Linked DNA regions of Homo sapiens: region 1 is linked to region 2. A link is a contact called in ENCODE Hi-C or POLR2A ChIA-PET data. All regions are on one chromosome and are shown on one strand. The core of a region is the stretch at or near the end of the contact, and the rest is flanking DNA. Distances in the headings are between cores, read along the strand shown.

The links. Hi-C counts contacts between places; a loop is a spot of excess contacts on that map. ChIA-PET counts read pairs that join two places held with the same protein, here RNA polymerase II (POLR2A). Pooled maps may share reads with other maps.
Region 1: a pooled map shows a loop between it and region 2 (4-fold over the local background). The contact joins two enhancer-like sites. A Hi-C loop is called at or near these places in 1 of 37 single-sample maps with no recorded cell type and 5 of 50 pooled maps. POLR2A ChIA-PET finds 5 or more read pairs at or near these places in 1 of 52 experiments (activated naive CD4-positive, alpha-beta T cell).

What each region holds. Positions count from the first base shown.
Region 1 is chr19:46,821,907-46,827,003 of GRCh38, reverse strand. No RefSeq gene overlaps it. Among named protein-coding and RNA genes, the nearest start is that of SNAR-E, 6.2 kb to the left of the region's middle. RefSeq lists an enhancer at 5,085-5,097. Within about 2 kb of position 2,048, at least 7 of the 41 ENCODE cell types and tissues checked have a DNase peak (open chromatin) inside an H3K27ac peak, as active enhancers do.
Region 2 is chr19:46,527,527-46,532,890 of GRCh38, reverse strand. It overlaps the pseudogene PPP5D1P. Among named protein-coding and RNA genes, the nearest start is that of PNMA8B, 34 kb to the right of the region's middle. RefSeq lists a silencer at 1,933-2,042. Within about 2 kb of position 2,555, at least 2 of the 41 ENCODE cell types and tissues checked have a DNase peak (open chromatin) inside an H3K27ac peak, as active enhancers do.

The DNA of each region.
Region 1 (5,097 bases), core at 799-3,298, 290 kb before region 2:
GCCCTGGCCCCTATGGTGATGGAGGCCAATATTTTGCCAAAACATGAAACCAAGATGGCTATGGCAGTTCCAGCAGCCCTGGTGGCCAGGGCGGTGGCAGAAAGCTTTAGTTACTTTGGGGAAATGAAGCTTAGCCAGCAGACAGAGCCAGGGAAATGACAGGGAAGCTCAGGTTACAAACAGACTTGTGAACTCAGCCAGGCACAGGGGTGGCAGGGCCTGTCTGTTATGAAGAAGGTGTGTTTTTTGTGTTTGTTTGCTTTTTTTGAGACGGAGTCTCGCTCTGTCGCCCAGGCTGGAGTGCAGTGGCGCGATCTCGGCTCACTGCAAGCTCCACCTCCCGGGTTCACGCCATTCTCCTGCCTCAGCCTCCTGAGTAGCTGAGATTTACAGGTGCCAGCCACCACGCCCGGCTAATTTTTTTTAATATTTTTTAGTAGAGACGGGGTTTCACCGTGTTAGCCAGGATGGTCTTGATCTCCCAACCTTGTGATCCGCCTGCCTCGGCCTCCCAAAGTGCTGGGATTACAGGCATGCGCCACCGCGCCCGGCCGTGTTTGATTTGAGACAGGCTCTCACTCTGTTGACAAGGCTGGAGTGCAGTGGCATGATCACAGCTCACTGCAGTCTCAACCCCTGGGCTCAAGCAATCCTCTCACCCCAGCTTCCCGAGTAGCTGGGACCACAGGTGCGTGCCGCCATGCCTGCCTATTTTTTTTTTTTTTTTTTGAGACACAGTCTCCCTCCATCGCCCAGGCTGGAGCTCACTGCAAGCTCTGCCTCCTTAGTTCATGGGAGTCTCCTGCCTCAGCCTCCCGAGTACCTGGGATTACAGGCGTGAACCACCACATCCGGCTATTTTTAAAATATTTTTAGTCGAGATGGGGTTTCACTATGTTGGTCAGGCTGGTCTTGAACTCCTGACTTCAAATCATCCACCCACCTCAGCCTCCCAAGGTGCTGGGATTACAGGCGTGAGCCACCACCCTCGGCTCCTGATTTTTTAATATTTTTTAAAGACGAAGTTCCACTATGTTGCCTAGGCTGATCTCAAACTCCCTGGCTTAAGCAATCCTCCCGCCTTAGCCTTCCAAAGTGCTGGGATTGCAGGCATGAGCCACCATACCCAGTGGAAGATGTATTGGAGACAATACTCATGTATATGGACAAAAAACAAAAACAAAAAACTCCAGGACTGTATTTGTGACTAATCGTATAACAGGTTATTTCAGTTTCTCTTCTGTGGAAAGTGCAAAGCATTCCAACAAAGGGTTTTAATGTAGATTTTTGTTTTGCACCCATGCTGTTGATGGCTAAATATAAGTGTCTGATGATAATGTTGAATAAAAAAAAAAAAAACAAAAAAAAAACCTTAGAGGAAGTTTTGCTATAAAGGGAGAAGAGAAATAGTCGCTAGAGGGGGGAATGAGATTGGAGGGTGTTTGGTGGAGTGGATGATATCACAGCAGGTTTTTGTTTTGTTTTGTTTTGTTTTGTTTTGAGACAGATGCCCAGGCTGGAGTGCAGTTGTGCGATCTCGGCTCACCGCAACCTTTGCCTCCTGGGCTCCAGCGATTCTCCTGCCTCAGCCTCCCAACTAGCTGGGACCACAGGCGCCCGCCACCATACCCCGCTAATTTTTTGTATTTTTAGTGGAGACTGGGTTTCGCCATGTTCGTCAGGCTGGTCTCAAACTCCTGACCTCAAGTGATCCGCCCGCCTCAGCCTCCCAAAGTGCTGTGATTACAAGTGTGAGCCACCGCGCTCAGCTCAAATCATCAGTTTTATGCTGATGGGGATGATGCAACAGACAAGGGGAAACCGGAAGATGCAGGAAAGAGATGGGAGAGGGATGGAAGGCGCAGCTGGGATTATCCAAGCACACGAGAGGCATCTGGGAGGAAGGGGTGCGTGGGCGCCAAGGCAGGTGGTGGTGGTGTTGGTGTGGGGAGTTCCCAAAAGTCCCTACTCCAATGACTTCCTTCTTCTCAGTGAAATGGGAAGCAAGAGTAAGTCTCAGTCAGCTGAGAGTGACAGCCACTCAAGTTGGTGCCCTTAAGACCACGCGGGTGGTGGAGCCTGTGGAGTGGAGATCACCTGTCTTTTATTTTCTTTTAAGACATGGGGGCCAGACGTGGTAGCTCATGCCTGTAATCCAAGCACTTTGGGGGGCCGAGGCAGGCGGATCATCTGAGGTCAGCCTGGCCAGCATGGTGAAACCCCATCTCTACTAAAAATAAAAAAGTTAGCCGGGCATGGTGGTGCACGCCTGTAATCTCAGCTACTTGGGAGGCTGAAGCAGAGGCCGCAGTGAGCTGAGATCGTGCCACTGCACTCCAGCCTGCGTGACAAGAGCGAGACTCCATCTCAAAAAAAAAACAAACCAAAAAACTTAAAAATACTCTGGGGTGGCAAACGAAATGTGGTGGCTGGATGGAGCCCTCAGGCCATGTGTTTGCAACCCTGGTGCAACTGCACTAAAGCACAGGCCAGAGTCAGTTCTGGGCTTTTGAGGGGCTCCAGGGTTTAGAGAACAGAAAGTCGAAGAGGAACCTGAGAAAGCCACCAAACAAGGAAGCTTCTTGTTTTTGTTTTTGTTTCTTTTTGAGACAGACTCTCACTCTGTCTCCCAGGCTGGAGTGCAATGGCGCGATCTCGGCTCAATGCAACCTCCACCTCCCAGGTTCAAGCAATTCTCCTGCCTCAGCCTCCCAAGTAGCTGGGATTACAGGTGCCCACCACCATGCCTGGCCAATTTTTGTATTTTTAGAGACGGTGTTTCTTTTTCTTTCTTTTTTCTTTTTTTTTTGAGACAGAGTCTTTCTCTGTCGCCAGGCTGGAGTGCAGTGACGCCATCTTGGCTCACTGCAACCGCTGACTCCCTGGTTCAAGGAATTCTACTAACTCAGCCTCCTGAGTAGCTGGGATTACAGGCACGTGCCACCATGCCCAGCTAATTCTTTGAATTTTTAGTAGAGATGGGGTTTCACCATGTTGGCCAGGATGGTCTCCATCTCCTGACCTCGTGATCCGCCCACCTCGGCCTCCCAAAGTGCTGGGATTACAGGTGTGAGCCACCGTGCCTGGCGGTTTTATTTGTTTTTTGAGACAGGGTCTCACTCTGTTGCCCAGGCTGGACTGCAGTGGCACTATCATGGCTCATTTCAGCCTTGAATTCCCAGGCTTGGGTGATTCTCCCACCTCAGTCTCCTGGGTAGCTGGGATTACAGGTGTATGCCACCAAGTCTGGCTAATTTTTTGTGTTTTTTGTAGAAATGGTGGTTTCAAGGCCGGGCGCGGTGGCTCACGCCTGTAATCCCAGTACACTGGGAGGCCGAGGTGGGCAGATCATGAGGTCAGGAGATCGAGACCATCCTGGCTAACAAGGTGAAACCCCGTCTCTACTAAAAATACAAAAAAAAAAAAAAAATTAGCCAGGCGTGGTGGCGGGCGCCTGTAGTCCCAGCTACTTGGGAGGCTGAGGCAGGAGAATGGTGTGAACCCAGGAGGCAGAGCTTGCAGTGAGCCAAGATCGCGCCACTGCACTCCAGCCTGGGCAACAGAACGAGACACAGTCTCAAAAAAAAAAAAAAAAAAAGAAATGGCGGTTTCATCATGTTGCCCCGGCTGGTCTCAACCTCTTGGGCTCAAGTGATCTGCTCACCTCTGCCTCCGAAAGTGCTGGAATTACAGGTGTAAGCCACCGAGCCCAGCCTCAAGGAAGCTTCTGAACTGTTAGGGGGAGCTCCTGCTCTAGGCCCAGCAGCTTCCAAGGCTTTAAAGGCATAATCCCATTTAATCTTGTAATGACGCTGTGAAGTGGCTCTTGGTATTAGCATTGCAATTCTGAGTATTATCTCCTCTTTGTAGATAAGGAAGATCATTTGCCCAAGGACACACAATGAGCAGATGAGACTGGAACCCAGATTTCTAGAGTGCTAGACTCTGTGTCTTCCCATTCACTTTATTTTTTATTTTATTTTATTTTATTTTTTTGAGACAGAGTCTCACTCTGTTGCCTAGGCTGGAGTGCAGTGGCACGATCTCAGCTCACTGCAACCTCTGCCTCCCAGGTTCAAGTAATTCTCGTGCCTCAGCCTCCCCAGTAGCTGGGATTACAGGCGTGTGCCACTATGCCTGGCTAATTTTTGTATTTTTAGTAAAGATGGGGTTTCACCGTGTTGGTGAGGCTGGTCTCAAACTCCTGACCTCAAGTGATCTGCCCACTTTGGCCTCCCAAAGTGCTGGGATTACAAGCGTGAGCCACCGTGGCCAGCCATAAAATTTTTTTTTTATTATAAAATATCTGGGCTTTTTTTGTTTTTTGTTTTTTAGTTGGGGCCTTGCTCTGTCACTCAGGCTGGAGTGCAGTGGTGCAATCTCAGCTCACTGCAGCCTCCGCCTCCTGGGCTCAAGTGATCCTCCTGTTACGGGATCTTTGGGGTGTTGCTTTTCTGGCCAGAAACCTCTGTGGCTGCAGTGCCTTTGCCCAAGTTCTTGTCCTGTGTCCAGGAAGAATGAGGTACACAGACAAGTGAAGGGTGAAGAAGATGAATAGGAGCTTTATTTAGTCTTAGAACAGCTCAGAGGAGACCGTCAGTGGGCAGCTCCTCTCAGTAGGCAGGTCACCCCATCGAGTGTTCAGCTCTCAGCAGAGATGAGGCCCTGAAGAGGGTGGTTCCTCTCGGCAGGCAGGTCATGTAGGCGTCTCTGCAGGTCTCTGAAGCTCTCAGTAGAGAGGGTAGCTCCTCTGTGCAGGTGGTAATCCCATTGTCTCTCTGTCCTCTGCCCTCTGCCCTGCTCTGGTGGAGCCTGGGGCTTTTATGGACCTCAGAGAGGAGGAAGTACGTGCTGGTTGGTCCATGGGCTGCCATGCGTGGGCCCAGAGGAGGTACAAGTCCCCACTCTTGTCTGTGGGGTTGGCAGCCTGGCCCCCAGCCTTCAGGCCCTCCCTGGCAAGAAGGTGGGGCCTTACTAGGGACCCCCCACCAACTTCTGCCCAGGAATCCGTCTGCCTCCTGCTGCCATTCATGGCCCCAGGACTGGACCCCAACCCCGATCCCAGATCAGAGCTGGCGCTGGGAGAGAAGAGAGGCC
Region 2 (5,364 bases), core at 1,306-3,805:
TACCACCAGCCGGGCACGGTGGCTCATGCCTGTAATCCCAGCACTTTGGGAGGCCAAGGCAGGCAGATCCAAGCTCAGGAGTTCGAGACCAGTCTGACCAACAGGATGAAACCCCATCTCTACTAAAAATATAAAATCAGCTGGGCGTGGTGGTGGGAGCCTGTAATCCCAGCTACGCAGGAGGCTGAGGCAGGAGCATCACTTGAACCTGGGAGGTGGAGGTTGCAACGAGCCGAGATCGCGCCATTGCACTCCAGCTTGGATGACAAAAGCGAAATTCTGTCTCAAAAATAAATAAATAAATAAATAAATAAATAAATAAATAAATAAATAAAATAAAGTAAAAAATCACAACTGGCTGAGCGCGGTGACTCATGCCTATAATCCCAGCACTTTGGGAGGCCGAGGCAGGCGGATCACTTGACGTCAGGAGTTTGAGACCAGCGTGGCCAACCTGGTGAAACCCTGTCTCTACTGAAAACACAAAAATTAAAAAAAGAAAAGAAAAGAAAATACAAAAGTTAGCTAGACATGGTGGTGTGCACCTGTGATCCCAGCTACTCGGGAGACTGAGGCAGGAGAATCATTTGAACCCGGGAGGCGGAGGTTGCAGTGAGCCGAGATCGCGCCACTGCACTCCAGCCTGGGCAACAGAACAAAAAATGAAAAACCACGACCTCTGGGCAGCCACTGCTACCATGACCCTGCTGGAGCCTGCTGTGCAGTGGGAAGTAGGCGGGGTGCTCAGGTGAGGACTTGCTGGTGGAGGGAGGTGGGAATCTTTGGGCTTCAGGAAGAACCCCTGGGACACCTGCAAATTATTATGTCATGACACCCAGGAGGTCCCTTTCATGTCTTGCTAACTGTCCCACCAGCACCCCCAGGGTGGCCTCAGTTCTTTCCTGGGCTGCACCCCGTGTCTGGGAACACTGTCATGGTGAGCCAAGCCCCAGGCCCTAGGATGAGCCCCAGGGTTCATTCATTCATCCCTTCTTCCACCTGGACAACATAATGGAGAGAAAAATCAGCTGTTTCGTATCTTCAGCCCACCCCATGACTAAGCTGCTGGTCTGACCTCTGTGCAAGCTTGGGTCTGTCCTGCAAATGCAGGGATTGAGAATATGCCTTCCAGACAGATCTGCTCCAGGGATGGTGATACCGTCTCTACCAGGCAGCTGTCATCTTGTTCCCTGTTGACAAGAGACCCAGAGCCCCAGGAACAAGGTGAAAAGACTCAGGAATATGGCAAATGATGGTGCCAAGGTCTAAAAACTCCAGAAGACCCTTTCCCTCTCCCCCTAACTCCTGGTCCAGCATTTGGAGCCAGATGTACTGACTGGCAGGACACTGAGAAGCCACCCCCCACCCTGCTTCCCTTGGGGCCTCAGAGAATGCTTTGAGGAGTGGGATACACAGGACTGTTTAGGTCCCAAGTACAGAAACCCAAGTTAGCCATGTTTAAGCAGGTTAGTGAAAAAGGAATTCATTGGCTCATATTACTATAAAGACCAGGGTTGGCTGGGCACGGTGGCTCACGCCTGTAATCCCAGGACTTTGGGAGGCCGAAGTAGGCGGATCACGAGGTCAGGAGATTGAGACCATCCTGGCCAACACGGTGAAACCCCGTCTCTACTAAAAAAAAAAAAAAAAATACAAAAAATTAGCCAGGCCTGGTGGCAGGCGCCTGTAGTCCCAGCTACTCGGGAGGCTGCGTCAGGAGAATGGCGTGAACCCAGGAGGCGGAGCTTGCAGTGAGCTGAGATCGCGCCACAGCACTCCAGCCTGGGCAATGGAGCGAGACTCTGTCTCAAAAAAAAAAAAAAAAAAAAAAAAAAAAAAAGTCCAGCGTGGCTTTGGCTTCAGGCATGGCTGGTTCTAGGGTTCCTTCATTCATTAATTTAGCCCTGGACCCAGGGCTGACTCCTATTGGATGAACTGGATCATGTGCTTGCCCCTGCCCCAATCACAGTGACCAGGGAGGGAGGAAGCGTACTGACTGGCCAGGCTTGGGTGGGCAGGGGATTGGGTGAGCCCTGTAGGAGTCACCTGGAAGGAGAGTGGGGAGGGGGATTCTCTGGAGAGAAATGGAGGTGAATCATTCAGGAGAGGGAAGTGGACTCTGGGCTGGAAAGCAGGAGACTCTGCCCTAAAGGCATGATGGCATTAGTGAGACTCACTGTACCTGGCCTGGGGAGGGACTGAAGGGAGTATGGGACCCTCTCCAGGAGCCCTAGGGCCTTGGCTTCCAACAGAGTCCTGGCAGCATCCCCCGACAGCCTCAGCAGGATGAATTTTGGGGGTCCTGGGAGCCTGAAGCGTGCACTCTTGGCTAGCGGGTCCGGGATCTTCTCTTCCTGGCTGTGGGTGTTTGTTGGAGAATGTCTCAATTTCTGGCTGAGGGAGAGGGAGAGGGTGTCACTCATTGAGTGTTCATTTATTTAACCCCGTAGACTTCACTCATCCATTCATTCATTCAGTCTTTCTGTAGTGCCTGTGCAGGGCTCTGGGGACACGATGATGACTGAAGCCCTGCCTCCTGGAGCGCAGGGAAAGCCTGGATTCTTAGGGGAGGTGAGTCGGAAGAGATGGAGCTAACCCTGGATCAGGACAGGCTTACTCAGAGGAGGTGACATTGAGCTGAAGGGAGGAGGTGACCATTTGTGGGAGGTGGGGGTAGGGAAAGGGAAGAAGTGCTTTCGAGGCAGCCAATGGGCTAAGATTCCAGTGACTAAATGGGGAACAGGATGTCTAAGGAGCTGGGGGTGGAAGGGTGTGGCTGAGCCTCGGGATGGGGGTTGGGCAGGAGGTGGCAGGGCCAGGCACAGAGGGCATTGTGGTTTGGTCACGTCAGGCTATGACCAAGGAACGGAAGGTTGTGGGGTTACCAAGGCCAGAGCTGGAAGCTTCTCTGCAGCTTATGTGCTGTGTGACACTGGGAAAGTTAAATGACCTCTCTGAGCCTCACTTTCCTCATTTATAAGATATTCTCAGAATTGCTGTGTTGATTTAGGCACGTGGATAATTTAGCATAGGTACTGGTCACAGTAGGGCTTTAAGTATCGATTATTGGTGTCAATCCTTATTTTCATAATTCCCTTTTGTGTGTAGAACGGGCTGTTGCTGTATGAGGAATTTGCTGGGTCAGAGCGCCCTCTGGTGGGCGTGGGGAGCCAGTTCAGGGAAGAAAGATGAAACCAGAGGTTTTGATTTTAAAGGGCACCACCCTCCCTCCCCTTCTTATTCTGTCCCTTCCTCCCTTTCTTTCCCTTTCTTCCCTCCACATGCATTCACCAGGGTCTGATCCTGCCTAGATGGGGACTGAAACAGCCCAGGTCCTACCTTCCCGGGGGGTTTACAGCCCGGTAGGGGGAGGCAGAGGAACCCCACCTGAGTAGAGCTTAACACTGGGGAGAAGGTGGGACTGCGGGATACAGGGCTTCATAGGAACCCGACTTGTTCCCGGGGCACTGGGGAACTAGAGAAAATTTTGGAATAAGGGAGGGGGAGGGTCAAGTTTGCGATGTCATGTGGATGAATGGGACGGGTGAGGCTGAGGCTGGACCCGACGGGGAGGCCGCAGAAGGCGTGGGCTGAAAGCGTGGAATGGTGTGGGCTGAAGGCGTGCAGGGCGTGGGAGGGGGATGTTGGGGCAAAGTCCAGGACCCTAGCCCACTCCTAGTTTGGGAGAGGAGTCTCTCTCACCCTCAGGGTTCGTCCCCAGCCTGGTGATCTGCTGGGAGCTGCCAGCCACTCATCTCTTGAACTGGCCCAGGCCTGGGGCCCTGTGTCCCCAGGCAGAGCTCCCATAGTTCCCCGTTAGCCTAGAGGGTCACAGCTCCCAGTCCCCCAGTGTGGGTCCTGCCACTCATGGGCCCTGGTGGGCCTGAGAATCTAGTGGGCCTCCTGGGGTAGGCTCTGTCCCTGAATGGGCAGAAACAACCTTTCAGCTCTCACAGTGGGGTGACATAGTGGACGAGGGATGGGGGATGCTGGGTCTCTGGACGCATGCCTGGGGGTCTCCCTAGGGGGTTGATGGTTTTGGCCTTCAGGCAGAAAGAACCTGGTGGCAAAGTTCCAGAGGTTAGCGGAGCCTAGCATGGAGGCGGTGAGTGGGGCTGCAGTGTGTGTGCGTGGGGGTTATGATGAAGCTGCAGGGAGCAGATCACGCAGGGCCGTGGGGAGAGCCAGGGCTTTCTGCGGGAGGCTCTGGGAGCCCTGGGAGGTTCCGAGTAGGGAAAGGACAGGGTCAGGTTTGTGCCTTAGGAACACCCCTCTGGAAGGGCAGGACAAGAGGCTGTGAGGCCAGGTGGAGGCTGAGCCAGGAACGTGGGCAGGAGAGGCCAGGTCAGGGCTGGGTGGGGCTGGAGGGTGAGAAGGGAATGGCTGGATCTGAGAGATGTTCAGGAGGCCGACTTGGCAGAAGAAGTGAAGTGACTGCCGGGCTGTGGGGGCTGAGGGGTCGGGAGGAGTCCAGGATGAGGCTCAGTCTCAGCTGGGTGATGGGGTGGAAGGTGGACTTCCCTGGGATGGGAGCAGCCTGCTTGGGGGTTGCTGCTGAGGCTGCGTCAGAGTTCCGGGCAACAGCAGCCTTTGGGAGGGGCCCCTTACCCCCCAGGACCCCGGATCCAGGCTCTCAGGAGTCCTGGGGCTGGGCAGGCAGCCAGAGGGGCCTGGCACTGAGCTGGCACGGAGGAGAACGGCCCTGCTGGCCCAGGCCCCTCGCTGTCTGGCAGGCAGTAGAAGGCACAGAGCCCCAGGCTCCAGGGCTGTGGGAATAACAATAAGAAGAATAATGACAACTCACCTTGGCCAGGTGCGGTGGCGCATGCCTATAATCCCAGCACTTTGGGAGGCTGAGGTGGGCAGGAGGTCAGGAGTTCCAGATCAGCCTGGCCAACATGGTGAAACCTCCATCTCTACTAAAAATACAAAAATTAGCTGGGGGTGGTGTCAGGCGCCTGTAATCCCAGCCACTCAGGAGGCTGAGGAAGGAGGATTGCTTGAACCCAGAATATGGAGGTTGCAGTGAGCTAAGATTGCGCCACTACACTCCAGCCTGAGTGACAGAGTGAGACTCCATCTCAAAGTAATAATAATAATAATAATTACAGCTCATCTTAATTGAGCCCTGCGGTGGCCAGGTATGCCATGGCGTTTCATCTCCCTAGGGGCTGGGAGATGGCTAGGAACAGCCCTGTTTGTTTCATAGAGGAAGCATATTAATCAGAGTTCTCCAAAGAGACAGAATCAACAGGATATGTGTAGACAGAGATAGGAGAAGGGGTTTATTGGGCAACTGGCTCATTCAATTATGGAGGCGGAGAAGTCCTGAGGCTGTGTGCAGGCTGGAGACCCTGGGATGCA